2 separate regions of the Homo sapiens genome follow, and region 2 is linked to region 1. Evidence: read pairs that join two places in POLR2A ChIA-PET (ENCODE). Cell type or tissue: PC-3. All regions are shown on one strand. Links, peaks and the distances in the headings refer to the core of each region. The heading gives the core; the rest is flanking DNA.

The links. Peaks named below come from ENCODE experiments on the same cell type or tissue, not always from the same donor. Only the 100,000 strongest peaks of a DNase experiment are listed, where the experiment ranks them.
Region 2: POLR2A ChIA-PET joins it to region 1 with 5 read pairs; 1 of 35 experiments calls an interaction of 5 or more read pairs at or near these places.

What each region holds. Positions count from the first base shown.
Region 1 is chr12:66,655,087-66,670,906 of GRCh38, forward strand. All of the region lies in intron 1 of GRIP1 (glutamate receptor interacting protein 1), which reads right to left. Among named protein-coding and RNA genes, the nearest start is that of GRIP1, 16 kb to the right of the region's middle. RefSeq lists an enhancer at 3,839-4,340. In PC-3, for the core only: no CTCF peak of the experiment used is centred there; DNase peaks (open chromatin) are centred at 7,335, 7,845 and 10,615; H3K4me3 peaks cover 358 bases; H3K27ac peaks cover 1,419 bases.
Region 2 is chr12:67,910,909-67,926,728 of GRCh38, forward strand. No RefSeq gene overlaps it. Among named protein-coding and RNA genes, the nearest start is that of LINC01479, 10 kb to the right of the region's middle. RefSeq lists enhancers at 9,232-9,732, 9,733-10,233. In PC-3, for the core only: no CTCF peak of the experiment used is centred there; DNase peaks (open chromatin) are centred at 8,643, 9,803 and 10,593; H3K27ac peaks cover 1,483 bases.

The DNA.
Region 1 (15,820 bases), core at 2,872-10,871:
AGATATTTTTAAAGTAACAAAATGATCCAGATACTACTCTGGATCAACTTCTCCAACTCATATCCCTCCACGTTCCCCCAAGAGGCAACCACTATCCCCAAATGGGGGTTGTTATCCTCCTGCTGTGCACTTTTATGCTTTTCCCACATTTGGATGTTCTTATACACTATTACTTTGTGTGCTTTAACAATTCATATAAAATCATGCTGCAAATCTTTCTGTTTTGTTTTAAAGACTTTTTTATGGTGGCTTTAGGTTCTCTGCAAAATTGAGAAAAGGGTACCGAGATTTCCCATATGCCTCCTGCCCTGCCACATGTGCAGCCTCCCCCACTATCAACATCCCACACCAGTGTGGTACATTTGTTACAGCTGTATCTACATTGATGCCTCATTATCACCCAAAGTCCACAGTTTACAGTAGGGTTCACTCTTAACTACTTTTCATTCTATGAGTTTGGACAAATGTATAATGACACGTATCCACCATACACTAATATTTTTTTGCAGTTTTTTTGTACTTTTTTTTTTTTTTTTTTTTTGAGACAGAGTCTCGCTCTGTCACCCAGGCTGGAGTGCAGTGGCACGATCTTGGCTCACTGCAAGCTCCGCCTCCCGGGTTCACGCCATTCTCCTGCCTCAGCCTCCTGAGTAGCTGGGACTACAGGTATCCGCCACTGCGCCCAGCTAATTATTTGTATTCTTTTAGTAGAGACGGGGTTTCACCGTGGTCTTGATCTCCTGACCTTGTGATCTGCCCGTCTTGGCCTCCCAAAGTGCTGGGATTACAGGTGTGAGCCACCGCACCTGGCCTTCTGTACTTTTATGCTTTGAACACATATATATGTTAATACAAAGAGAGCTAGTGTATTGATATATCATTTGAGGGAAATTAGATATACTGAAGATCAGGTGAAGGACTGGAACTGTAAGTATTGATTTGACACCTATAAATATATAGGGAATAATTGAACTCTGAGTATAAATTTTTTCTCCAGGCATCCAATAGACTCTGAGGTTTTTGAGAGCAATGAGCCTGTCTCATTATCTTTGAAAGCCACATGGTGCCAGTCATGGTGTGATACTCAACAAATGATTGTCAAATGAATAAATGAACAACTTTTTCTCTCTCTGTAGAATATGCAACACAGCTTGGAAACTGGCAGCCACAGGCAAAATTTGAACTATAAGTGAATTTTGTTAGCCAACAGTGTATTTTTTTCAATAGAATAAATCTTTTAAGATTGGGAGATTTCCCATTTTAAAAAAAAACAGATCCTGGGCTTTATTGCAAAATCTAAATATCTGACAACACCTGGCTTGTACTTCAGCCTGGCAATAATCAAGGTGAGTAGCTGCAGCCCTCCTTAAACAGACTAAGTTTCCAGTGTGACATTACCACTTCCCAGTGCCTCTCTGACACCAAGACCAATTGTCTCTTACCACGGATTATTGCTTGCACTGTTGTTTTTCTTATGGTACGGCATATTTCACTGTATCCTAGCTTCTAAGAAAGAGGGAAAAAATTAAAATGGACTGAAAGGTCCCAGTGCTTCATGCAAAACTGGAAATAACATATTTCTTTGCAAAAGTAAAGGCTGTATCCTTAGGTGTTTAATATGCAAACAGTGTATCTAGGTCATGGGGGATGGCACTTATTTATTAATTAAATAAATATTAAATGCCTGGCTCTTGAAGGTATTTCAGTTTGCAACCCGACCTCCTCTTCTCAGATACTTTTAAGAAATGCAGTATTTACATGAACTTTAAAGAAAATGAATTTTCTCTTTGGCTTTTTAGTATTTAGTCTCACTTGGTTTTTATCCCAATAGAAAATTCTAATAACCTGGAAACCTTGCTAATCTCAATTTTCTCTACTAGATTGACCTAGTAGAACCAGCCATGATTCTTGTGTAATTTACTATCAGCAAATATTTCCAAAAATTGAAATCAGTTTGATTTTGATGTAAACAAGAAAAAAAAATGGGAGCAATTCATTTTAACTCTAACTCTAGGATTGCCAGTTATAGGGAATTAATCAAAAGGTTAGATTTGCCTCACCAAATTTTCACCTTTAAATGATGTAAGACAGCTCTCTAAATGACAATTTATCAATCAAGGATACTCATCAGCAAGGGTCCTGAAAGGAAGATGATGATGAGAAGTAGCTGTCAGCCTCTACTGAAGGAGGACCCTCCCCACCACCCTGGTCCCGCCCCATTCGCCGCCACACCACTGCCCAGGTGAGGTTGAACCACTTCTGACTTTGGGATGGGAAGGCAGTGGCTTTAGCACCCAATCCTCATAACTGGACAGAATATAGAGTGTCAAAAAAGGTGGCAGGGACTGGCTGGCTTTATGTCTCAAGTAGGGTGTCCTTCTGTCCTAAACTGAGCCTCTATTCAAGCTTTACTCCAATCATCATCTTAGATAAAATAGATCTTTCAGGTCTGTTACATTAACAGAAGTTTATTTTTATAGAAAACATGGTCTTCTGTTAGAAAGTAATGTTATTAGACTTAAAAGTAGGGGACATCTGAACCCTTGCTGGAGAAGCAGATTCTAAAAGCCACACCATCCCTTATCCCATGTTTGTATGAATTCAGACACTTAATTTCCAGCCCTGACGGGTTTCCTTTCCACTGCATTTTAAAGCTATTCCCGCATATCTAGCATGAACCTAATCGCCATGAAAATGTATGACTCTTCCTAGATGGATAAGAGAAAAACAACAGACAAAGCACGATGGCCGTAATGTCTCCAAGGCGACAGGAGGGATTCTATTTTAGGGGATTTTAAAGTTTGCTCTTAAATGTCTGAAAAAGTCATGTTTCAAGAATTTAACTTAAATTTAGGTTCTTACAGAAACATAAAAGGTATTTTAAACTTTATTAGTCAGTAGTTTACAGTTTTCTCACACCCTAAGAAGGTAAGTCCTGATAAACCCTTAAGGGGGAATTCTCTACATTTAAAGTGTACTTATTAGTGAAAGTAATGGTATGAAATTATTTCAAAAGTTAATAAACATAAATAAACATATATATAAGAATATTTATACAACTGATTTGTTAATGCAAAAAAACCTCTGAAAAATAAAGACAAAAGAAATCAATAAGAATGATACAAATGATACACAAGATTTTTGCTACTATTAATTAGCAAATTACTTTGAGAACTTAATGCAACCTAAGCTAACCGTAGGTTTGGGATGAGGACTCTCTTCGCAGCTAGAAAAGATCCTTGTAAATGTGAAGGAATGCCTAGTAAGTAAAGTACGGTAGTAATTAAAATTGTAGTCTTGTATTCCTGTAATCCATTCCTTTTGGGAGCATCCTTTTGGGGGCATGACTGCATGTGGATATGATAAGCAACCAACTTAAAATCCTTCATCTAGCTGGGGCAGGAGAATGGCGTGAACCCGGGAGGTGGAGCTTGTAGTGAGCCAAGATCGTGCCACTGCACTCCAGGCTGGGTGACAGAGCGAGACTCCATCTCAAAAAAAAAAAAGAAAAAAAAATCCTTCATCTAAAAAGCAGCTCCTGGCCAGGCATGGTGCCTCATGCCTGTAATCCCAGCATTCTGGGAGGCCAAGGCAGGAGGACTGTTTCAGCCCAGGAGTTTGAGACCTGGGCAACACAGGGAGATCCTGTCTCTAAAAATAAAAATAAAATAAGATAAAATAAAATAAAATAGCCAGGTGTGGTGGCATGCACCTGTGTTCCCAACTACCTGGGAGGCTGAGGGGGGAAGATTGCTTCAGCCTGGGAAGTTGAGGCTTCAGTGAGCCATGATCATGCCATTGCACTCCAGTCTGAGCAACACAGTGAGATCTTGTCTCCAAAAAAAAAACAAAATAAAACAAAAACAAACGAACAACAACAACATAAAAGGATAAAAATAAAAAGCGGCTCCTGAACTCCTTGCCTTGCTTACCCTGCTCTAGCAATACTGTGCCCCGTGATGATCCTTACATGCCAAGTTCATTCCTGCTGCATGGCTTTTGTACTTGCTCTTCTCTCTGTGTAGAATACTCTACCCTAGATAGTCATGTGGCTTTCATGTCTTGGCTCAAGTATCACCTAATCAGAGGCTGTTCCTGACTACTCCATTTCAAATAGCGCTTTCCCCCTCACTCTGTAACCTCACACCCTCTGTTAACTTTCTGCATAACATTGAGTGTGCATTTATTTGAATATTTGTTTATTGTTTTACTCTGCCATTAGAAGTGAAGCTCCATGGATGCAGAGACAAGGCCTATTTTATTTGCTGCTGTGTAAACCCTCACCACCCAGAGTTTTATCTCACACGTAGGTGCTCAATAAATATTTGTGAATGAATAAATGAAGTTGTCATTGTGCATTTCTTTTTGCAAACAACTTTGCTCTATTTATTTCATAACAAAATACTTAAAAGTTACATTTCCACATGCATTAATACAGTGTCACATAATCCTTGAGGATGTGAATGTTAAGGTGTTTCCATTTCATAAGCTCCTAAAAAAGAACACATGTACCAGTCTCTGTATTGATTCTAATTTAATATAAACTCTATATGTACACAATCTAATAGAACAATTCTTTTACATTTAAAATTGCTGTTCATTCTGACAGTATGTTTTGTATGTTCTCTAAACATGGACATTTTAAAGATATAGTTCTTGAAGGACCCAGTTTTGTAGCATATACTCACTGATGACTCAATAACTATTAACTCTTGGTGACTTGTTGCCATGCAATTCTCTTGTAAATTCTCTCTAGTGGAAAAGAAAAAGGAGTTCTACCTTGCTTTTAGACCACAGAAATGGTCTTATATAGTATAAACTCCCAAAACGCATAGAGTTAACACACAGGTTCAACACACAAAATAAACAAAGGGTTGTTTTTCTATTAAAATGATTCTATTTGCTGTACCAAGATAGCATCAAAATAAATCAATGTTCATGCTTCTTTAGAGAGAAAAACTAAAGTATCTACTGTTTTCTATGATTCTCATGTTGATGCCTAAATGCATAAAATGTGACGGCCTCAGCCCAACTATTCTCTTGTGAACTGTTAGCTGTCTTTGAAGTAAGGAATCAATATTGTGTTCACGTTAGAATTTGTGACTATCTTCAAACCTTAGTTTGGCTATTAAAATGGTCTATAAAATTCATACCCTAAAATAATAGCTAAATATTAAATATCAAAATCAATATCATAATATATCTCCTATTATAATAATGCACCTACGTATTCAAATGAATGACTGTAGCTTAGTATTGGAATATTTATCAGATTGTTCTTATGTCATGGGTAAACCTTCAATGCTGTTTGAGGCACTGAGGAAAAATGATTAAATTAATGAATTATCCTCTAATTGATATTTAAATCAAGAACTTATCCATCAGCTAATAACAAAGTATCAATTAGTTATTATTAATCAAGGTCTGTTAAACAAGATTTGTATTGTATAATTACAACATCTTCAACATTTATATTTCATGAAACCATAAGACTACATAATAATTGTACAAAATTTTACAAAGCAATTTCACATACACATTTCTCATAAACCAGTTTCAGCCCATTGTTTCATATGGCAGCACATAACACATTTCTGCTGCATGAAGTGATGTTTGAAAAGAAGCCTACGTTATTAGTTTGTCAATTTGCTTTTATTCAGATATTTATATTTATATTATTGATTCCCTGCTAGGTGCTAGGTATTAAGGATACTGAGAGGAATAAGATATGGGCTATGCCCATTAGAGTAGTGGCTATTTTTGCAGAGCATCCAATAAATTTGTGTGTATATGTTTATATGTGTGTATATATTTATGTATACATGTATACATGTGTATTACATGTATACAAATATATATTATACAAATATATCATCTTATCTTTCTAGGATATAAATAGTTATACTCTGAACACATATAAATATTGAAGTTGGAATGAATGTTATCATTTTAGGAAAATAAAAGCATAATATACAGATAAATAATGGCTTTCCTGGAAACGACAGAAACATGCTTAAGTTTCCAGTTGTGATGCACCTAGAAATTGAGAAATACTTGAAAAAATGGCTCCTATACAGTAATCTGAAAGCAGAACTGTCCTTCAGATTAGGAGGCAACTTCCATCGCCAATTTGAGAAATTTCAGGAAGAGCTTCCTATGCTGAATATCAACTGGCCGAAGAGTGTACAGTTCTTCCGTTGGAGATTTAAGTCATCTAAAATTTCCAGTGAAAAAGGCCAAGTCTTTGGAGCACTGAAACAATCAAAATCCCTAGGAGTTAATTTCTCAAAAGAGGAATTACTTCCATCAAACAACAAAAAGTTGGCTCTGAAAGTAAGGTTGTACGAAAATGAAAGCTTTGTTAGATTTTGGCAAAAAAAAAAAAAAGGTGGAGGGGAGATGGGAAAAAAAATAAACCATACTTACTACTATTTTCAATTTGACTTGGGGGAAGTCCTGTCTAGAGAATTTAGCATAATCTTTTTCAAAACCTCAGAGGGCTTCCATATGAATATTAAACACCATGTAACACATATCTTACCCTTGGTGTTGTCTAAAATTTCACTGGAGTTGTAGGAAAGATCAGATAATTCATACATTTTCGTTTTCTCAAGCAAATATTTTTCTGAGTTTTTGTCTAGTTTTACATTTAGCATTACTGTAGTATCATCTCAAGCCTGTACAATGGCCAGTATTCTATTTCTATAGTTATCAACCCATTCTTCTTTCCATCTCTATCCTTAAGACATTTTAAGTCAAATGATTAATTCATCCAGAAGTCTTTGGCACTTAATGTAATCATTTCAAGATTTCACTGTGTACCATTTGGGATAGTAAAATTTTGGCCAGAAATGATTTATATAGAACAAAGGTCTTTTCCTTCTCATACGTAACACTGTAGCCATTCCCACCCTGGGTTCAGTGAGAGAATGGAGCCCTATTATTCTAAAGTATCCATACTCCTGCGCATGTAGAATGATATTAATTGTGTACCAACCTTGGAAGAATTAAGAAAACAATCAATCAAAGCATTTTCAGGGTTCTGCGGTTCAGATGAGTAACCCAGGTTGAGAAAGACCGAGATTTACTCCATTCAAAATGCCCCTCTAGAGAGGTTTTCCCTCTAACTGTGGCTAATATCTATTAATCCTGACTGCCCCCTTGTTATTTTCTCAGTTCATTGCCTGCTGTAGTCAAAAATTCTGCTTCTTTCCTCTCCTTCCTCTGAAGTCTCTCTCTCCACTTCCCCATTCTACACTCCTGGCCCTCAAAAGTCTATACAAGTTAAACACAGTATGGTGGAAATCATGCATAACCTGTTTAACTTCACATCTTTTTATAGTATCATATTCCCTTGAGGGCAAAAAAGGGAACTTTAATATATTTCTGCTAGCAGCTGATGAGTCAAGATTCTTGTGCCTATTATAAAACTTCTCCAAAGGGAAGCATAGAAGCACACCTTTCTTTAGATGATTGGGTGAATTATTTCATGATGCATTTTCCATATTTTGTGGTATACAAGCCCGTCCCTTCCTAGGATTTGGTAAGAACTACTTTAAAAAATTTCTATTGCTTACCTAAATGTTGAAAAAGATCTCATGAAAATAACCTCTTCCTACCAGAATACTTGATATTCTACCCTGTTTCTCTTCATAAAAACAAAGCAATGGTAAGCCTGAACCACTCAATCTAATCTCTTGCATTAAGGAGCTAGTTTTCCACTGTCGATTACTGCTCTACCCTTCCTGATCTCATTGAGATGAGGTTAGACATTTTGTCATGTTCACTGATCTTTTCTGCCTTTGATTCCATAAACAGGAACCATCTATGAGTCAAGCTGTACAATCTTGGATTAAAGCCCAGGCTATCAATGCTTTTTCAAAGGGTGTGCCATAATACTGCTGTCAGAATCAGTTTGGATAAGAATGCTTGTTTGACAGATCAAATTCTAATTCTAAATGGTATAGCATCCCCTTTCTCATTAACCTTTATCACAGCAACTTGATAATGTTCTGAGATCAATTGGAATTATGCCCACAAGCTCTACCAAATTGAAAGATGACTATCATTCTTTATGTCATTGTTTTATTATGAAGTTGTATTAATTATTGTCATAAAGAGCTTAGCATAGATACACTAATGATAAAATGCTTATATTTTGTGAATATTCTCTAATATATAAATAAAAAACTGAACCTCTTCCCAAAAGTTTACTTATTCATCTATATGGGGGGAAGGTACATTGTGTAGAGAATTTAACTTGCCAGGCTTCAGGCTTCTCAGGAAGAAGCTGTATTCAAAAGTAGAGTGTATGAAGGTCATCTACCTCTTTCACCATCTGGGGGGCCAATCAGTAATAGCTGCCTTTTAAATGTTATGAGTTCAAATCATCTCTTTTTGCTTCATGGCACAGAGCTTAATGGTTTGACAGAATTGACTTGAAATGATTTGACAGATTCAAAATGCAGACAGCTCTGCACTTTGGAGGTATGTGTGGGGTGGGTGAAGGAGTCCAATTCAACTACAGACATGTCTGTAGTTTATTTCTGTGCAGAAGTGAGTGGGGAGACTCTGTCTAGGAAAGAACTTGTTAGGCTCCTAAATTTTTGTAACAAAGTGAAAACTTTGCCTCCTACACATATGAACTCTAAAGCGTGTGTGTCTAACTTTGTAAACAATACCAGAGAATACTGGCACAGGAGGCAATTCTCAAAATTCACTGCAACGTTTTCCGTTTGCACCTGCCAAGTGTGCACTTGAAACAACTTGCGTTTGAAAGCCACTGTCTAAGGATCTAAGAATGGCTGGTGCATCTATGCTCCAATCTGTGTTGAGATAAATGAATGCTTTCCAAAAATCTGGTTTCTACAGTGTTAGCGCTACTTGAAGAAAGGTCCTATCACCAAATAAATTGGGAAAATACTGGTTTAAACAAAATTAATTGGATTTATTTTCTATCAAACTTCTAAGGGTCTTTAATATGCTAATATGGTTTTGAATCTACAAAAGGGAGATTACATTTTTTTTTTTTGCATTTCCAAGACAATTTAACTCGAACCCATTTCTGATGGAGTAACTATTCACATCTAGCAGGGTTAGTTTTATGAAGAACAAAGGTTGGGAAACACTGAGCTAGAGCTCCAAAAATCAATATGCTCAGACTCTACTACCTGCATTTCCTGAAGAAATTACTTCCCTGCATTATGACATCATATTGTGCCCTTGGCTTTTGTAGTGAGTCAACAGAGAAAGAGTTTTAAAAATAACTTTATATTTTTGCCACACCATAATTATAGTCTCTAACATACATTAGATAAACATTCATAGTATATATTCCTTCTAGAATTTGTTGCCAGGTATGATTATGTCTTCAGGTTCATTAATGGGCAATGAGATTTATAAACACAGTAAGAGCTTCCCCTGCCTAACCCTCAAATGCTAGAGAACTAAAATGTGCCTTAATACAACAAGAAACATATTCTGGGTTGCTGAAAAATTTTCTTCCTAAATAATATTTTGTGTCTTTTATATTATAATTGGGTATCTTGATATTTAGCTTCCTTATCATTAAGCTGGGTTAATAAATTTCACCTTAATAATTGTGGTGAAGAATGTAAGGTATGAAAATTTAATTGACATAGGTACATAATATACCCAGTTCAGTATCTCAATTATGATAAGCATGAAATAAATGGTAGCTATTGTTATTAGTAATGTTAATATTACTTTTAATCGTTTTGTTTTTCTCTTTTTAATGTTAATGGTACAGGAGAGTAAAAGATAAAAAGTAAAAGTTTTCTTCCTCCATTCTTTCTCTCCCTCATTCCCCTTCCTCAATAGGAATTTTTTTTTCTTTTTACTGCTTCAGTTTCCAAACTTCTGAAAATACCAGAATAAATGTTGCAATTTCTTGGCTTACTAGGTTTTCTTTTCCTTTTTTCTTTTTAGACAGGGTCTTGCTGTGCCACCTAGGCTAGAGTGCAGTGGGGCGATCACTGCTCACCAGTGTAGTCTCGATCTCCCTGGGTGAAGAGAACCTCCCACCTCAGTCTCCCAGGTAACTGGCATGCACCACCACATCTGGCTAATTTTGTAATTTTGTGTAGAGACAAGGTCTTGCCATGTTGCCTGAGCTGGTCTTGAACTCCTGTTCTCAAGCAATACTCCCATGGCAGCCTCCTAAAATGCTGAGGTTACAGGCGTGAGCTAACACAACCAACCAAAATAAACTTTTTATTACAATATGGCATACACAAAGAATAGTACACAATTCAAAAATGAACAACTAGGTGAGTTTTCAGAAAGTGAACATACCTATATAATCACAACTTAGAATAAGAAATAGCAGAGCTCTGGTATCCCCATAAGTGTGTGTGTCCTCCCTGAAGTTAACCACCATCCTAACTTCTACCCTCATAGATAGATTTGGAATGGTTTTGAGATCTGTCATAAATGATATCATACACATTTTTCCTGCTTAGCTTCTTTGACTCAACATTATGTTTGTGAGAATCATGCATTTTATTGCATGGCAGAGTGGTGCATAGTATGCCAATAATTACCACATGTATTTATGCATTCTACTGTTAAGGGATATTTGGGTTGTTTCCAGTTTTGTGCTATTACAAACAGTGCTGCTAGGACCATTCTTGTACAAGTCTTTTGAGTCACGTAGCATGCATTTTTTTGGGTATAAAACTAGGAGTGGGACTGCTGGGCCATCTGATATGCATACGTTCTGTTGCAGATACTACCGAACAGTTTTCTAAAAGTAGTAGTATCAAATTATACTTCTATGAGCAGTATATGAAAGTTCCAATTGCTTTAAATCTGGGCCAACTTTTCATACTGTCAGTCCTTTTAATTGTAGTTTTCCTTACCATGTCAACTTCACATGGTATTTTACAACATATTCTATGTAAGTTAACACAGTTAACAGCCCTATACTTCCCTGCACTTGTCTTTCCCCCACAAACATAAAGCTAGTCAGGTATGTAACTATCTTTATACTGTAAAAACTTATATTAATAACATTTACGTTCCCTTCCTAGTTATAATTTTTATGCTTTCTCTGTACAGATAGAATATAAAATTTTAAATATGAATAACAATTATAAAATGATGATTATGTAAATATTTTTCACTGGAGAATCAAATACTATGATGGAATCCCTAAAGCAGGAGATGCATTCTATGTTCCTAAATCTGTGCTACTCAATGGAGAATCTTCCAAGTATAAAGGTCAAGTTCATCTGCCAAAAATTTTTTAAAAACATGACACATTTTACATTGCTTCATATTTGGATTTTTACCTCTTGTCCAGCTTTTGTCCCCCTTAGGATTTCTATTTGCCTTTCTTGTTCTTGTTGACAAAAGAAAAATTATATCTTTACTTTATCATTAATTTAATACATTATTAAAATTCTATCATATTATAATTAATTTGTCATTATTAAGAAATCCATATTCTTCATCAGGCCTTCTGCCTTGACTCTGATGACTGGTTCTCATTTGGATTGACTGTACTCTACTATATAACTGCTATTCTGGGATATCATTCTGCTGCACTCTTAAATTAGATCCACAGCTTCTCGACTTTCACACTTTCCTCTTTCCTAGATTACTTCTATATACATTTTTGCTTAAGTATAATCTCCAGTCATTTTTTTTCTAAGAGCATGTGTTGGATTTAAATTTTCTGAATCATTGCATACCTAAAAATGTATTTATTTTATGCTCACCCTTGATAGACATTTTTAGGTTTGAAGCATTTCTTCTCAAACATTGAAACCTTTTTTTTTTTTGATTTGGTATTGATAAAAATCTGACACGAAGTTGATTCTAATTCCTTTATAGGAAACCTATTTTTATTTCTCTTGAGAAGTTCTTAGGATCTTCTCATTTTCCACGATGTCCTGGAAGAGGATTTGTTTATGTCTTTGTTTAGTAATTTTGCTTAGAGCTCAAAGGGCCCTTTCAATCTGAAAACATGTTTGAATTTGGAGAATTTACACCAATCATTTCCATTATAATTTCTTTCCCCTTTTCTCGTCTGCTCTCCAAATGCTTTTTAGGTTGATGTTGTACCTATTCAATTGATCTTCTATGTATCTACATTTTTCAAGTATTTGCCTTAACTTTGTCAACTGTTTCTTTTAGTGAATATTAATTTTAGCAGTCATAGTTTTATATTCTGTGAATTCTGTATATTTCTCTTTTGCTCCCTTGTCATTATAGCTGGTCATGCTTTGTGGATGTGATACCTTCTTGAATGCAATATTCACTTGAATGCTTCTGAGGCTACTCATTAGAATTTTTAAAAATCTCTCTTTTGTTCCTGAATCACCTCTTCTTTCTTCAGGTCAGTTGTTAGTCCAAAAGATGTCAATGATCCCTAGTTATCAGTTTACATTTATTAATAAAGAACTAGGTTGCCTAATACAAGTAGCTGGTGTGAGTTATAGCACTATGTTTTCTTAACCACTTTTTCCCCAGGATAACAGGGCATGATCACTGGCAGACTTCACCCAAGGCCTCGGGTGGGAGACAGGCAGCAGGGTGAGCAGGCAGTACACTTGCCTATTCCTCAACTCCACACCAAAATGGGGAGGGCTTTCTTGGGGGGTCATCACTACAGATCCATGAATTTCTTAAGAGACTGGCTTTCTAATTTTAGATTAGGGAACAATAGGGAAGGTGATGAAGGTGAAGGAGGTGTTTAACTTTCTCAGCTGTTCCATCCTTCAAAAAATCATCTTGTTCTCTGCCTCCTTCCTCTGCCTGATTTCCAAAAACCACACAAGTTTGAAGCCTGTCTGTGGTTCCATGGCCAGGAAGGGTGGCTCCTCCCTCTACTTTTCTTGTATTTGCTCTGGATTGTAATGTCTGCTTGGTTTATCCACTTTCCATCTTCCACAAATTTCTGAAAATCTCTTGTTTCTTGATATCCTTTTCTCCTATTTTTAGAACTGCCCTTTTTACTTATGCTGATATTTGGGATGTAGCTGAGGCAAAAGTTTGTGGTCAGTGTGCCTTGAGTCACTAATCCTGATATAGATTTTAACATTTGGAAGGCATACATTTAAAATAAACAAGTAGCATCTATACAAAATATCACAAGGAATTAATCACTCTTGGAAACTATCTTTACTCTGATACTTTCTGAGTCTTCATAGCCTGTAAACCAAATTTATCAACAAACCATTTAGAAAAACAAAGGCAATAAACGAAATTCATTTTTGATCTGTATGAGGTCACCTAGCTTTATAGATTAGAAAAGACTCAATTCAATCAGAAACTCTGTGGGGTCCTAGATATTCCCCAGATTGAATTCAATTGGGAATTTTGTCATGCAGAATTAACAATAGTTTGTCCTTCAGCCTCCAGCTGCCTGGTGCTGTTTCTGGTCCCCTGCCAGTATTTTCCTCCAGACAGCCTTGAGCAGGCTTTGGGAGGAGGAGGGGAAGGAGGAAGGTATGGAACACCCCTCTAGTTAAATAGGAAATTGGGAAATCAGCAGATGTTAGAGGATACTAAAGATCCTCAGAAAAGGCCGAGTGCAGGAATAGCTCACACCTGTAATCTCAGCACCTTGGGAGGCCAAGATGAGAGGATAGCCTGAGCCCAGGAGTTGAAGATCAGCCTGGGCAAACATAGGGACATAGGGAGACCTCATCACTATCAAAAAGAAAAAAAAATAATAATAATACCAGCATGGTGGGGTCCTAGCTACTTGGGGGTTGGGGGAGTGGCAGGGAGGCTGCCGAGACAGGAGGATTGCTCGGGCCTGGGAGGATGAGGCTGCAGTAAGCCAAGATTGCACCACTGCACTCCAGCTGGGCAACAGAGAGACCCTGTCTCAAAAGAAACAAATAAGCAAAAAATAAAAAGATCTTCAGAATATTCCTGGAGCTTTCTTTCCCCATGTGATGTGAAAAATCAAGAACTCTGATGAAAAGAAAAGGCATTATCTGAAACACTCCAAGCCCAAAACAAATGTGTGGGATTGGTTAAGCCCGGAGATCTTTAAAAATTGACATCATTTGGCCAGGCATGGTGGCTCACACCTGTAATCCCAGCACTTTGGGAGGCCAAGGTGGGCAGATCACTTGGGGTCAGGAGTTTGAGACCAGCCGGGCCAAAATACAACAAATTAGCCAGGTGTGGTGATGGGTGCCTGTAATCCCAGCTACTCGGGAGGCTGAGGCAAGAGAATCACTTGAACCCAGGAGGCGGAGGCTGCAGTGAGCTGAGATCGTGCCACTGCACTGCAGCCTGGGTGACAGAGTGAGACTCTGTCTCAATAAATAAATAAATAAATAAATAAATATTAACATTATCCATTCGACAGATACTTATTGGGCATTTTCTTTGTACCAAATACTTTGTACTTGCCAGTGACATAATGGTAAGTAAAGCATGGATACTAATTTTCAAGGAATTCATAGTCTGATGGTTGTATACAGATAAACAAAGAATTATCATCAAATGTAGAAAGCATAATGAAAGCCATCTATACAGGTTTATGAATACACAGAGCAGGAGTACCTATTCAGTGGTGTGCTGGTAAATGTTTAACAAGTGGCTTTGTCGGGGCATGCCTTGATTTATAGCATCCATCAATGTCTCTGGTGTAAATACTCCCACTATGGCCAATTTCAGTCTACCAACTTGATGTCATTGAATGTGGAGTTGCTAAGAGATGTGTGGCACACCATTATAGAGTAGCTCTCCCACATAGATAGAGTAGACTTCAAGAGCACAGAACATAAAATGTAGTAATGATTAGAAAATGATGAATTGTTAGTATTCATTACCTCCGTTTTTAATATCATTTAATTGCAAATTTATATAATTTTAAATGATTGTGTTTACAAGCTAGTTCAAAAAATTCTTTAACATTTAACAATTGGCTCCATAGAAGATGACTTTAACCAATGAAGTCTACTCTTCATTGTGGGCTAGGGCAACAGACTTTCTGCACCATACAAATGAGGGTGAACTCCTTTGCATGAGTAGCTATGTCCATTAGCATTGAAAGAAGACAAGTAACAGAAGAGAAGAGGGAGCAATGAGAAGAGCTGAGATGCTCAGAACATTGCACCGCATACAACCAAAGCAGAAAACTTTATAACCCTGCCTTTCAACTATTTTCTCCATATAATAACCTTCCGCATAAGGGGAGAAGAAAGGGAGAGATCAGTTAGCCCTTAGGTCCCTAAATAGTAAGGACAAAAAATCACATGAAAATTACAATATTCATTTCCATCCCCATGGAACATTCCTTCCAGTCTATGCTGATGTGGACTGCCAAGGAGGGCAGACTTGAAGACTTAACAAAATGATCCACTGGAAATCCTACGTTAGCAGTGGCGCTCATAACTTCATACAGGACTGCAGGCTCAGATTTGCAGGGGTGTTCACACAGTTCTGTGGAATGAGAGCAACTCAGGAGTGGACTCAGCAAATGGTTGAGTCAACTGTCATTTTTAAACTATGTCTTCAAAACTCTCACCAAAATGTATACACACAAATGCGTTATAACCTGTATCAGGCCTCTTTTGATTGCAAATAACAGAAAGACCTGGCTCTAATGGGCTTAGGTGTTAAAGACATTTAATGGCTAACTTAACTGAAGAAGTCTAAGGGAGAGCTCAGAGCTCCCTTAAGGTAGTTCTTGAGCAGGGGCTGAAGTGATGACAGTCAGATATGGTGTCTCTTTCTTTTGGATCCACTGCCATTTTCAGACAGGCTCTGCCCTCAAAGTCACAGGAAGGCTATAGCAGTTTCATAGCCCTTATATCTGCTCAGCTTCTCCCTT
Region 2 (15,820 bases), core at 5,146-13,145, 1.3 Mb after region 1:
TATTAGGCAAGTAAGGGCTTTGTCTGGGGAGAATGACACAGAATAAACATTTCCCACCTTGGAAATAAATGTCTCCTATTGGCTTCGATGTGTGTGTTGATAAACGATTTTCGATTGCCTAAGGATTTCTCTGCTAATGGGAGGCCATTACTTTCTACAACGTTCAACAACACTGATATTATCCCGCGATGCCAATGCATTTGTGCTCCGTGGCAGTCATGGAGACTGAAAGTGCCTGCGAAACCAATGTGTGACAGGTCACATTTGCAATGCCAGTGCACAGTTACCCTCTGCAGAGCTTTGCTCTCCTGGGATACTTCTATTCTTAACTATTCATCGGAATTTAATTACTAGCAGACTTTTCATCCTGAAAGTTGCCACCACCAGCTAATTTCAACAATACAAGAAGCCCCAGTGTCATCCAAGAAGGCCACCTTATACAAAGTACCTAAAATAGCTGCAAGGTTCTCAAGTGAGTATTCATAGTAAGAGAAAAGAGTGCACGCTGGCCAAGTTAGAAGTGGGATCCTGGAGCCAGCCTCTCATTCTTGGCAAACAACGCAAATGCAGCAGGCCTCTCTGTGATAGCAGCGTGGCAGCGAATGAACAGCTCCTTCTCTCCCTTTAGAAAATGTTTAGGGCCATCGTTACAGAACTCTTTTCAGGCTTCAAGTTTTAATGTTCTGGTGGGAGAAATGAAAGTATCATTTCCCAACACATTAGAAAATGCCTAAGGTACACAGATAGGATGGGCTACCTGTTTGCCTTATTTCGTATATCCAGCCAGATTGTCTACATATTGCCTTCTGAACATACCTTCTACTCTCTCCTTTCCAAATATCTGCTTCCTTTGATTTCTGCCAAATGAAATGTTTGCCCCACCACCCTGCCCTACGACCATCCTCTCTGATAAGCAAGGTACTCAAATAAACTATATCTTAACAAATAGTTACCCCTGTAGCATGATGTACTTTCAATTGGAGAGCAGAGACCAAGGAAGGAAAACGAGATTTCAGGAATCATGCACAACATAATGGACCAAAAGAAGACAATGGCAGAGAAGTGAAGGGAGAGATGCCAGAGGGCATCACTCAACAGTACTCTTACTGTTCTAGGGACACTGATAGATGGACCGCATGATGTACAACATAAGACAACAACAAGGTTATGTGGATAAATTCTATAGTAAAATACACTTAAGAAACAGTAGTCCAAATAATTAAAATACATTTATTTTCTGCAAGATTTCCCAGAGCCTGATGTGTGTTGTTATTCTCCAAGAAGTAGATACATTTGACCCAGGATTCCCCCTCCTCCCTTTTTGGTAATAACCTCTCTTAGAACTAATATTCCATGGCACACGGGTTTTAAAAGAGTTTCTCAGAAAAAAAGGAGAATTAAGCATATGATAGAAATGAAATGGTTTAAATCTCGGGATGACTGAAAAATATGTACATTCTACCCAGATAAATAAATATATATATATATATATATATATATATGAATCAAAAGTTGGGTAAAATATAAATTAAGTAGGATAATATATGAATAAAGGGATAGATTCTGTGTGATATCTCTGTCTTGACCTAAGGACAATGACATTGTTGCTGGTTTATAGGGTTTTGGGGGGTAGTAGGGCACCCAACTGAAGGTATTGTGCTCTTGCTTTTGAAAATATGTCAGTGAACTTTGTGCACTACAACATGGCTTATAAGTCCTTTATGATCTGCATCCCGTCTCATGCTACTTTCTCTCCTTACTCCCTTTGTTCTAGTCACCTTGACTACATGCAGGTTTTGAATAACTCTCTCATTTTGGTGCTATTGTGTTGCTGCATCCCTGTCTAGAACACACCTCCCAGCCTTTTTTCCTGGATAACTCCCAGTCATCATTCAAGTTTCAATGTAGATGTTTCTTTCTCCAGGAAGCTTCCCTACTCCCTCTGCCAATGAATCAAGTCCTGCCAGACCCCCACCAGGTGCTCCCATTGCCCCTGAATGCCCATCACATTCGATTACAGTTGCTGCTGTGCCTGTCCATATTCCCCACTAGATAGTAAGTTCAGGGAGGGGACTGATCTCAGTCATACTCTCAGCCCCCAACCTCATGGCACAATGAAGCCACCCCAAAACTGTTAATTATCAATTAATTAATCATCTAGTGCAACATCTCTGTCAAGTTACTCCAAGAAGATAGTGTGATGGAATGGGGCCCTAGCACCTCCCCCCAATACACACACAGTGACAAGAAGCTTAGCCCTGACAAGCTTATGCTAGCTTCTATCAAAGGACTTGAGGATTTTTTCTCTTTATTCTGCTTCTTGAGGTTCAAAGTCCTCCAACTGATTACAATTCAAAAGTGGGACTTTTAGGGTAAGGAGAAAGTTGTGATATAGGCAATGTACACAGAGGTTGACAGATTGACCAATTCATTCATCTACTAGCATGTAAGCTCCATGAGACCAAGAATGAAAGTCAGTCCATCTGCAGCAGTGTGTGAGCAGAGGAGTGGCAGGATAATGCTGGAGAAGGCAGGAGGAAACTGATCACACAGGGTCTTGTAGACTAGTAAGGATTTTTGTATGAAGTACCAGGACACAACTTTATTATACAGGGCTTTTAATGTTAAAGTTTTATAATGATCACTTTTCTCATTCTGTAATTCTTCCTTATTTCTATCACCAGCCCAAAAAGAGAAGCAATTCTTTCTTCTTCTTTTAGTGCTTCTGTTCATTACAGAAGCAAAAATATTCAGGCTATTTTTTTCTTTCCCTTGAATTAAGGCTGGAATATATGCAGGCATCTCTTAATATGTTATATCTCTATTCAGTCTCGTTTCTGATGCCCCCAACATACTCCATCAGAAAAATCAATCTGAACTTCAGCTGAGGACAGAGTTAAAGCTTTCCCTAGGATCATGTGTGGTTGGATTGGGGGTTGAAGGTAGGTGGTGGTTATTCCACATGCCAGGGCAAATGAACATGAGATCCAGCCCACTAAGAACTACCTCTATCATTATGTATCCAGGGTATTTCTAATAAAAAGAATGAGGAGAAGCTAGAGAAAGATAATTTTATCAAAAATCAGAAATTAGATAATTACCACAATTAAGCACTAAATTAATTCTGAGCTTATGATTACCCAAGGCAAAAGACAGTGTCATGGGATATTTCTGTCTAGCAGAAGGAAAGATATTAGTTTTTAAGGAGAGAATAACTTTTTTTTTTACAGGTTATAAAATCAAGGACAAATTACTTATATGGAATTTAATCATAGAGACTTAGAGAAATCCAATGGAAAATATGTTTTCTAAAATATTTCACATGTATTTCTCATGGCCATTTCTTATGCCAATTCTTGATTAAAAACAATTGAGATCGTGGCATATAATTGTGGTTACATTAGAACATTTTGATGAGGCACTGGACTTATATAATCCAAATATATTACAGTTATTACCCAGAATATTATCAGATAGATGGTTAGCATTTGCTTTGGCTATCCACAAATATGTCATTCATCTTAATCAATGTTTTAATAGAAAGCTAAGATTAGGATTTCTGAAAAGTATCTCCAGTACAGATAGTCCATTTTGCTTGAAAAGAGATCTGTAGGATTTTTAGATACCAAATGATTAATCATACCTGAAAATACAATACTTTGTTGCACCAACACACAATAATCTTCCTGAACAACAATCCCTCCCTAATGGCCATATATTCAGAGGTTCATGACAGTTCATATATTCTGTGGTCTCTGCTTCCATGGGCTCACTGCCTTCCAGTCAGTTTTTCTAAGTAACTCTTACTTTTAGTCCCTGAACTTCAAACCTATTACTTGTAGTCCCTGAACTTCAAACCTATCCTATGTTCTGCAATGCATATATCTGGCTTTGCTTTCATACTGCTACCTGATCTTATTATCTTCTTCCTGTCAAATAATCATTGCATTACTAGGAGAAGAAATGAGGATTTACAATGTAACTTACAGCAGAAGGATGAGGAAGGAAATTTTCAGCACTACAATAAGGTCAAGTTAAAACTATGTGTTAGAAATCTCCCATCAAAAATGTTTACGCTATAATAGCACTATCCAATTGGAAAATAGTACAAACCACGTATGCAACTTAAAGTTTTCTGGTAACCATAATTTTAAAAGTAAAAAAAAAAACAGTAAAATTCATTTTAATAAGTCTAAATGCAATATATCCAAAGTACTATTATTTCAACATGTAATACAAATTTTTAAAAATATATTGAGATGATTCAAAATTCAGTGTGTGTTGTACACCCACAGCACATCTTAATGCATTCTACCTACATTTGAAGTCCTCAGTAGTCACATGTTACCATACTAAACAGCATAACTCTATAATATAGTATTATGCCCCTCAGAAAGCTTTTAGGTAAACCTCAGTCTACAGTCCTGAAAAATATTATGAGTGGCAGAGCTAATGCTGAATCAATATTTACATTTTATGTAATACTTAGCATGCAATTAGAGAATATATTGATTATATTATTTATTCAACAAATATTTATCAAGTCATTAAAATATGCTATGCCAGGTAAGATGTTGGTAGATCCTTTGAAGGGTACTGTCAACACTTACTTCCTGATTGTTTTACAAAAGAGTGATCAGCTTTGCCCCTTTGAAGTATACAGACATGATACAATTTAGTCTCCTTTGTTCTTCTGTGTAGAAAGAAGGACCAGGAGGCCGGGCGCGGTGACTCACACCTGTAATCCCAGCACTTTGGGTAGCCAAGGCAGGCGGATCATGAGGTTGGGAGTTCAAGACCAGCCTGGCCAACATGGTGAAATCCCGTCTCTACTAAAAATTAAAAAAATTAGCTAGGCATGGTGGCATGCATCTGTAATCCCAGCTACTTAGGAGGCTGAGGCAGGAGAATTGCTTGAGCCCGGGAGGTGGAGGTTGCAGTGAGCCAAGATTGTGCCACTGCACTCCAGCCTGGGTGATAAAGCAAAACTCTGTCTCCAAAAAAAAAAAAAAGAAAAAGAAAGAAGGACCTGGAGCCAACAGGGTGTCACCTTAGAGGCAGGCACCTGAGAGCAGGCAAAGGAATAATTCCGTCTGCTGAAATACTAGGAGAGGTTGCAAGAACACTTTGAACAGTGCCTCAGGGCTGAGACTAAACACAAAACAATAACATTTATAACATGCTGACATTTTTAATTGTGAAAGAAACTGTATATGACTTGGAAATTACAGAAAACAAAGAAAGAAATCACTCATAATTCAACAATTTCTATGTATTTCCATTGCACATTTTGATGCATTTCCTTCCATCCAGTCTTTTTGCCCAGTCCTCACCATTTATGTCCCAGACCTGACAAGTCTGAGCCATGAGAGAATGTTATGCTTGCCTTTGATATCTAACTTGTGATGATGTGAGCCCCCACCCCCACTCCCACCAGCTTGATTCCCAGGAACTAGCTGGCCCCCAGGGGTCTCCTGGCTGCAGTCTCCCAGGTAGGACTCCTGCTGTCTCAGGAATGCCCCACAACCCCCGTTTCTCTAAGCTGGCTGGCTTCTTACCTTGCACCTCACTGTGCCCCTGTGCCTACCATCCTCACAACATCACCGCTCTTCAGGGACACCAGTCTGCAGCTAATCTAACTTCACCTAGCCCAGTGAGGGGCTTCTGCAGGTTCCACTCTGAAGCTCTTACTAAGGGTCTACAGACCCAAACTCACAGCATTCTGCCAGTGATTAGGGCTAACTCAGCTCACACTCATCAGAACTCTCTAGGCATTTCTGTACCTTAGAGTATAGGCCTGACTCAACCCCTAAATGGAGGCCGCTTCATTTTCAGAGCCAGAATTAGCCTCTTCCCAGGATGACTGGACAGCAGGAGCACATGTTCCTTTATGGAAACATCTCTCACAAACAAGGCTGTGGTCTGGTTCTGTGGCCTTAGCACGATCATTACAGCAGCCTAACTATGAACTTCTCACTGCCTGGGCTAGAGTCTTGTCTTGTTTTCTGTTTCTCTTCTTTTTCCGCTTTTTCTTTCTCTTTTTTTCTTTCTATTCACCTGCCTTTCTTCTGCCTTCCCTGCTTCCTTCCTTTTTCCTTTTTAAAATTTTACTTATAGAAAATGGTATCTTAGAAACATTCTTCTGTTATAAAAGTACAATATATTCTCATCACGAAAAACGGGAAAATTCAAATAAACAAAAAAAGCAGAAGAAAAAAACCTCATGAATGTAGTATTTCCGAGCTAACTACCCTGTAAATCTAACACCTTGATTATCTTAAGAATCTGAAAGCTCAGGCACCTCAAGTATCAGAACCCTGAGATAACTCAGAAATCTGAAAAGTTGGTTGCTAAACTAAAGCTTTGATTGATAATAAATTAGTGTTATCTTAGCAAGTTCCCAAGTATAGGTAGGTATTTATGTAAAAGTTTATCATAATAATTTCACTTGCTGCTTTATTAAAGGAATTGTTAAAAGTTATTTATCATTATATAAGACCAAAACTTTGGCCAGAAAATTGGAGAAAAAAAAATCCAAACTTGAACTTCTAAGTTATACAGATGGTCCCCAACTTATGATGGTTTGACTTATGAATTTCTTACTTGATTATAATGTGAAAAATGATACACATTCAGTAGAAACCATGTTTTGAATTTCGATCTTTTCCTGGGCTAGCAATATGTCGTACAAAACTCTTACATGAGATATTTGACATTTTATTATAAAATAGGCTTTGTGTTCAATAATTTTGCCCTACTCTGGGCTAATTTAAGTCTTCTGAACACACTTAAGCTAAAATGTTCTACAGTGTAAGCTAGAATGTAGGTAGGTTGGATGTACTAAAAGCATTTTCATCAAACCATGGTAGGTTGAGGGGCATCTGTAAACTGCTACCAACAATATCATATCCACACACTTAGGAAATGTCGACGTCCGCTAGGACTTTCTCAGTCATTAGTGTTTCTTTTCTCTTTCTTTTGTGAACTACTAAAAATAATACAAAATGGGAATCAAAAAAATCTGGATTCTAGCTGTTTCTTTATTACATAGTATCTGTTTCCCAGATGTCAAATGAGGATAAGAAAATTTGTCTTAGAAGCTTTGTGAGGACAAAAATAAGACATTTGCTGTGAAATAACTTCAAAACAGTAAATCAATTGCATGATACATGGCATTGTTATTTTTAGAAAAAAATATTTCTCAACGACTTTTTACATGGTTGTTACCATCATTAGAATTGTTTTGGTGAAAAATGATACCAAACAGGATAGAATTTCTTTGCATTGCTCTACTCTTATATTTTAAAGTTTGGGGATCCAGGTGCTTAAGATTGAAGACATACCAGTGACAAGCTCAGTTTTTCCTGCAGGCACTTTGAATTCCAGCCTTCCAATTTGAACCTAACACCATTAACTTAGTTTTAGCTACCATGTTTTTAAAGGCACAAAACTCTGTTTCTGTAAATAACCTGAACAGAATGCCACACTCACACTCATACCTCCATCATTGCTTCTCATTGGCCTTAGAGACATTTCTCAGGACTTGAATTATAAAATATCATGAACAAACCGGCAAACCAAAAAATTTGCTCCACACCATTTAAAATGAAATAAAGTTAGTATTTATCATTTATAAGCTTTACAGGGAACTTTGCTAAGGAGCCAGTGACTTCCATATAGAAGGCAGTGGTATATTCAAAATTTAGATGAACGTATATGATGAAATCTTATGCAACTCTGCTAAAGTTTGGAGAACAATTTTTTCACATGATGTAGAGGACACGTGTGCTACTGAGTAGCAAGGAAATAAGTGTTTAGCAGATTTACAAATCCCATGTCTGCTCCTGCCCCAGCTCCGAGGGTCACAGCACCAGCAGGTGTATGGCTGGAGGCACCTGGTGTGGGAGCAGGCAGTGAGGTCCCCACACTGCCAGTCAGCTACAAGCATCTCCCACTGTTTCTCATTTTTCCATGATTTTCACTTCTTGGGGCTCTGTACCAATCAGGTAAAAATTACATATACCTAGTTCCTTCCCATGATAGATTCTAAAGTTAAGTGGCATGATGGCGAACATGGTGCAATTTAAAGTATGCAAAAGCCCCTGTTTTCACTCTTTCTTCCTGAATCTGTGTGTGTGTGTGTGTGTCTTTGTCTCTCTCTCACACACACACATGCACACACACAGGTACACACACACAATTTGTTCAGATAGAATATATCATACTACTCCATTCTTCTTAGAGTTAAACCAAGTGATGACCCCTATTTTAAATACATATTTAAGGTGAAAGAGAAGTCCTTGAACTATTATTGGTCATTAGAACAAGATTTTGAATGAGTTGACCAAACTACCTATTCAATCAACTTAAAGGGGATGGAACTATATTCAAGAACATTGTGATTGTGAGAAAATAGGTATAAGGTATGGGGCACTCCCAGGATAAATTCTTGGGTGATGCTACCAGGAGGTCATGCCATGCCATGGGGCCTGAGGCAGTCTTAGGACACTGGGCGTCTTGAGGTGGGAGAATGGCAGAGAGAGAGCATTCAAATCCAGGTACATAACAACCACCAGCAGACAAACCAGAAGTTTAAGCAGCCGCATTGCAATGGGAAAATCAGAAGGCCTGGGGGCCCCAGACCTAGATTTTACTCAGCTTGCATTTTCTCTATGAAAGAAATTCTGAACACTGTAATAAGCTTGTGAGTAAACAATGACTCATTAATTCAGCACTTTCAAAGAGATTCTCAGACAGGCAAAAACAATACATGGAGCCTGAACCAAAGAGAACATCTTGAACTTCTTCCAGGCAGAACAGGCCTAAATATTGGGAGGTATGTAGAAAGAGAATAAGGAGAGGATAGAAAAGAATACATAAATCATATTGCATATCTTCCTTCTTCTTTCTCCAAGACCATTAATTCAAGTGACAGAAGGTAATAAGGAATAGAAAAGGCTAAAATAAACATTAAAAGGGAAGTAAGTCACTAAGTTGAATATGCAGTCTGGGGATGTTGTGGCTGAAGGTTATGCTTCATTTGCTTTGACTTTAGGATTAATGTTTGTGGGCTTATTGAAGCTATCTAGACCCCAGACCTTTCCTTTGGTATCAGTAGACAGTACTTTATCCTTTCTCACTCGTATCGGTTAAATTAGCAACCAGTATCTTGCTCACCCTTGACTAGTACTTCTTCCATTCACTCCACATCTCTACATTCATACATGCACACCTGTGCACACACATGTGCAAACACACACATACAGATACATAACACCACAGTCAGCTTGCTTCAGTTTGCTGCTCTTCATAGCTAGCTCTAGCCCTAGAAACCTGGTTGTTCACAGCAGGGAATACAAACTGAATTGAGCCCTCCTGCCTTCTGTGGGAAAAACCACAGGGTCCCAAGTAAGGATAGATTTCTGGGGCCTAGAACACCAAGAGCTATGAGCCACTTTTATATGCACTTCGGCAGAGCTTCCAGGAAACAAGACAGCTGACAAGCACCTTAGTTTATCAAAACCAAGATAAAAATGCAAATAATGAACTTGAAGCAACAGCAGGACAAGTCAGATGGAAAAACATAACTCACCTCCTTTTCTCCACCCCACGCAGTCTTTCTTTCAGAGCAAGGCACTATTACCATGAGGACTATGCTAAGAATGTATGAGAGAAAGCAAGAGAGAGCTGTCTCAGGTGGGTACATTTACCTGGCAGATCTGCAGGAAGTGTTGCTTATAAAAGCATGGTTGAAGATTGTACCTGGGCTGATGATGCATAGTGAAGATTTTTGAGGTTTTCCCTTCATCCATTAGCCTGGCATTCGGTCACTCTCAAAACATGTATTCAGTGCTTGCTGTGTGCATAAGACACTTTGCTCTGGGGGTATGAATCAGATACATCTCTATACTCAAGGAGTTTGCAATCCAGGAGGGAGCTGAGCAGATACACACATAAATAAGATATAAAGTAGAAAGTGATAGGAGCCCTAGGAAAGGAATTTAATGAATAGAGGTGTCAGCAAAGGTTTCTCAGAAGGGTGAAGCTGAGCCCTGAGTGAGATGGGGTCCTGCCTTCCTCACTGAGGGCAGAGAATGATCAAAGCACACACTGTGGTACCAGTGCCTGTGAGGAAGCAGCTGCACCAGGCTACAGCTAATGGCATATGGAAGGATCTCAAGGAACAAGAGCTTGGGGGTATAGCTTAGGCATATATTTGAGGTCTTTGAATGACATGTAAGGATGTTTAAACTTTATTCTGGAGGTAGAACAATGAAAATCCAAAAGCCCAAGGTCAAGGCGGGTTGTGAAAGTTTAAGTCAACAAAGATACTGACATGAGGAAGGGGAGCCCATTCAGAAGCTATTGCAGGAATCCAGGTAAGTGGGGGAAGGGCCTAAGGACGAGTGGGGCTAGGAAGAGCAAGAGATGGAAGAAACAAACAAACATTGATTGATGCATGTCCCATTATTCAGAAAAAGCTGACAGCTGAAGAAGCCAGCATAGAGGGTTTTCCACATGCTTCTTGGTTTTCTCCAGCATGTTAAAGCTAGCAGCAGGGATGTGAGTAACTGGGGATGATTGGCAGTGCCTGGGAATTTGCCCTTTGTTCCAAACATACTGCTTACATAGCTCCAACTACAGCTTGGAGTAGTTGAGGTTAAGCAAAGCAAAAGGGTGATTCTAATCTTACAGGAAAGAAAGAATTAGGATTGACAGAAAATATAGTAAAGCTGCTTTGAAAGCAAAAATAAAAAATTGACATTGGGTACTATATCTCACAAATGTTTAGACAATGGACATGTTTCAGGATATTAGTGTCTTTCAGAAATATTACTGAAATGGATTTTATCTGAGGGAAGAGGGCATCTTGAAAAAAATTTGTTTTGATACAGGGTCTCGCTCTGTCGCCCAGGCTGGAGTGCAGTGGTGTAATCATGGCTCCCTGCAGCCTTGAGCTCCTGGGCTCAGGTGATGCTCACACCTTAGCCTTCTGAGTAGCTGGGACTACAGGTGTGTGCAAAACACAGTTTGTTTGTTTTTTAAATTTTTTATAGACACAAGGTCTGGCTATGTTGTCCAGGCTGGTCTCAAACTCCTGAGCTCAAGTGATACTTCCACCTTAGTGTCCCAAAATGTTGGGATTACAGGCATGATTCACTGTGTCCACCCCCAGGGTTTCTTCACCACACCAGCACAATGTCAGCAGTGAAAGGGCCTGGAAGCTGGTAAAGCTTAAAAGATACAGACTGGACCCGAGGCACTGAGTTGGTTTAATACTGTGAGCTGCAATGTGGGTGCTCACTTGAGTGTGCCATGAATGTGAAAATGCATTTCCAAGGCATCTAAACTACCCTTACCTGCCTCTGTGAAAAAATCAGTCACTATGCAGAAGGAAGGAGCTTGACATTTCTTTTATGGTAGGAATGGTTGAAGGGGTAGGAACTTGCCTCTTGGATATCCTACCAGCTAGATGTGCAGGGAAAGGCAAGCTTTTATTTTGCTCTCCTGGGCAGATCAGTTACCACATTAAACCCAAACAAAACAACCTGGAGAAAAAGATTCATGAGGTGTCAGACGTTTAATTTCCAAAGTGTACAAGAGGGGAATGTTTTCAAATCCTGTTTCACAGCCATAATTCACATGCTTTGTACTTGTATATTTCTGTAGGTTATTGGTCACATGAAGCAAATATGGAATTTCACAAGTTCTACACATGGTGGGAGGCAGGAGCAGGCTCCCAAGGTGTCAGCTTTTAATGATGTTGTATATTTAAGGAGCAATTGATGCCAGTCTAGAACCCTTTTGGCATGTGCATATGGAAGATGTTACTGGTGTGTGACAATCCAGTTTTTATGCTACTGTGTTTTGCGTGCCTACTACGTGCTAAGGTCTATATACATAATCACATTTAATCTTCACAGCCACCCCACAGGAAGTCTTATTACCCCTATCTTGCAAACAAGGGAAAAATGAGGCACAGAGAAAGAAGTGCAAGAGGCAGAGGTGGAATTTGTTTATCCAATTATTAGGCCTTAAGATGCAATCAGCATTGTTGACCAGCGCCTGGTCCCACTCTTCTCAGACACTGCATTCTCTTCCTATTTTTCTGGTTGAACCTTCTTTTGTTCTTTCTTTAGCTTTCCTTTAAATGCTGATCATTACGGATTGAGTTGCATCTTAACAAAATGTCTCTGTTGGAGTCCCAACATGTGGTACCTCAGAATGTGACCTTATCTGGAGATAGGGTCTTTATAGGGGTCATCAAGTTAAAGTAAGATCATTAGTCAGGGCTGTAATCCAATACGGCTGATGTCCTCATGAAAAGGGGAAAATCCGGACACAGACATGCGCACAGGGAGAATAGAAGATGAAGATTAAGGTAGAGACTGGGACGATGCTTCCACAAATCAAGGAATGCCAAAGGTTGCCAGCAAACCACCAAAGCTAAGGAAAGGCATTGGACAGAGTCTCCTCTCACAGCCTCAGAAGGAACCAACCCTGCTAACACCTTGACCTTGGACTTTTAGCCTCTAGAACTGTGGGACTACAAATGCCGTTGTTTAAGCCACTCAGCTTGTGGTACGCCTTGTTACAACAGTCCTAGCAAACTAATACACAGCTATGCTTCAGTAAAAGGCACCTCATGGAGAAAGACCTCTGCCTACCTCCCCAGGCTTGCCTGACTTCATCCTCATATACTAGCCACCTGCACCCCACCAAATAATTAACTTCTGCTAGTTTCCTGGACACCCCAAGCCATTGTGTGCCTTGTTCCCTTGCTATGATATTTCCCCTTTCTGGAACACCTCCATCAATGTTCCAGCTCAATTATCACCTCCTACAGGAAGCCTTCCCTCATTTCCTCCTATGCCTATCACTCAAGAAGTATTAACCACACTTTTCTCTGTGCTGTAGCTTTTTTTTTTGTACCTGGTTCTATGGTTACCTTTACACTGCATTGTAACCTGGTATTCATGGGCTTATCTGTGTCCCCTGTGGAGCTGTCAGTCTCTGAAAGGCCAGTGCCTACTTTATTTCCTCTCTAGATTCCAGCACTGAGATGATGCCAGGTGTCAGCCCTCCTTGGAAGCCTTAGGAAGGTCTCTCCAATTGCCCTACCCCAACCACAATATAGAGGACTATAAAATGAGCACATAGTGGGAGGAGACAGAGTGGTTCCCTGATTACATGTATGAACGCAGCTAGAGAGAGAATATGTCCTTCCAATGTGGGTGAGGTAGAAAAGCAGCATCTGTGACAGCATGAAGAGGAGGAAATAGGAGTTGCTGGACCTATTGAGGAATTGTCTGATAGGGAACCTAAGTTATCAGGCATCCAATCTTTTTAGTCACATTGGAAAGTAATCTCAAGAGACAGATGATTCAGGGTCCCCTGGCTCTTGGTCCTTAATCTCTGGTTTTATATAACTCCCCTTATCCTGCTTCCATGTTTCTCAGACAACCTCTCATTCCCATCTGGATCTCCCACTGAACAAGAATACGATAAGTGCATGGATTCTACGTGTTTCCAGTCCTTGAGCAGTGATTGCTCATGGCCAGTGCACAAAGTGGCTTTGGATTGTTTGGCTCCCGAGCAGTCTGACAACAACCAGAGAAGGCTTGGAGCATGTCAGTATGAGAATTTCTGGTCTGAATGACAGATACATTTGTCAAATTCAATCAATAAGCTGTCATTCTGGTAGCCATCCCAGTCTCCTTTGGGTTTTGCTTAGTGTAAACTAGTGAGTTAAATCGATCTTGGTTTGTATTTATTAGGTAAATAGTAATACTAGCACCTGAGCTGGGCGCCGTGGCTCACGCCTGTAATCCCAACACTTTGGGAGGCCAGGGTGGGCAGACCACTTGAGGTCAGGAGTTCGAAAGCAGCCTGGCCAACATGGTGAAACCCTGTGTCTACTAAAAATACAAAAATGAGCTGGGCGTGGTGGCAGGCACCTGTAATCCCAGCTACTTGGAAGGCTGAGGCAGGAGAATCGCTTGAACCCAGGAGGCGGAGGTTGCAGTGAGCCGAGATCACACCACTGCAGTCCAGCCTGAACAACAGAGAACGACCTTGTCTCAAAAAACAAAACAAAACAAAACAACACTAGCATCTAAAACAAACAGCCTACATCCTAGTATCCTAGTGGTTTAATAATAAAGGCTTATTTCTCACTCATGTCCTTACATTCCAGTCCTTACAGGGTGGGTGAGGACTTTGTAGTAATTCAGTCCTACCTCCTCATTGTGTCTTCTTTACTAAGCTGGAAATCATGTGGAAATAAAAGCAATTTTGCTTTCATGTAGAAGATAAAAGGGAATGGATATGGCAAGTGGCCCATATCGCAAACACCCTTGTGCTCCTGGACAGAATTTCATCACATGGCCACTCCAAGCTGAGGAAAACTGGAAAATGTGGTTGAGCCAGATGCTTGGGAAAAAGAGAACTTGGCAATTGGCCACCCCAAGTGGTCTCTGCCACATAAGGTCACAATAAACTGACACTCTAGATCCTTCTTTGGACAATACCGTGGCCACTTCCAGACTCTTCCTTCCTGACACTGATTGCTATACCTGAACCAAGAAGAGGGTGGTGCATGTTCATTGAATAAATGAATAGAACTTTTACTCTTCTCAACTCTCTTTGGCAAGCTTTAGTCGTTCCCTCTAAGTGGATGTCCTCTCAAATAACTTCATCTCTCTTCTCTCCTTCTGAGCTCCAACCTTACATTCCCAATTCTTTCCTGGGTACCTTCACATGAGGTTCAACCATTTCAAATTCAATATGACAAACCTAAGCTCAGCAAGCTCTTCCTGTGCTGAGCTTTGTTTTTCTTACACAACGCTTAAGGCAAGATCCTTATCTATCTCCAGTTTCTATCCCTCCAAGCATCTAGTACAACTTTGCATGCTATTAATAGTCATCTTTTGAATAAATGTTTCTGTTGTGGAATTATGTAAACTACGCTAACCTTAGATTAGCAGAAAAAAATGTAATTTTTCTGTTTTTCTATAGCTTACCTGATATTCCTCACACCACCTACCCCTCTGTGTCTGATAATCCAGTCTGTTGTAAACTCTGTTGCATAAAATAATTGAAAGACTTTTTATGTAACTCAGTCTATCTTTTTTTTTTTTTTTTTTGGACATTCCATCCTCAAATGTCCCTTTCCTCTGCTCTCTTCAAGAGGCATCTGTGGCTATGGCTGTACCTACCGAATCCAGGCTCAGGTAATCTGGCCTGTAGCCCTCAGCCACAGGGTCTGCCTGTTTAATCTCACCACAGTAACATCCCTAGTAAACTTCCCCTAGCGCTGTTATCTAACCTCTGCATGTCCTCCACAGGGGCCCAGAATGTCAGGATACCCAAGAGAGTGGAGGAAGAATTGGGAGAACTAAATATAGGCCTCCTTTGGCCTAAGCATGCAACTGCTGCAAAGGTTACTCTGATGGAGCCCATCAATGTTGATGTGAGGGAAAGAGGGGCATCTGTGAGACTCTTCCCACAGTCCCCAACTGGAAATAAGGAACCTACTCCGCTCTCTGCTTTGCTTGTAACCAGCCACCTCTACCACCCTTCCAGGAATTCTCCTATTGAAAGGAGGGTCCATCTGTAACACCCATCCATGCCAGCTTCCTCCTAGTTCTCCTGAAGTCCACCATGGGCCTGCTTCTTCTTCCACTGTGGCCAACACTTTCCTAGCCCCATAGCTACTGCTTTTCCCGGGTGGCAGTGACTTGCCAGCTTTCCCTGGAGTGTCCAGTGGAATAACTTCTGAGTGTTATGAAATACAAGAGAGAAAATGAAAACCATATTT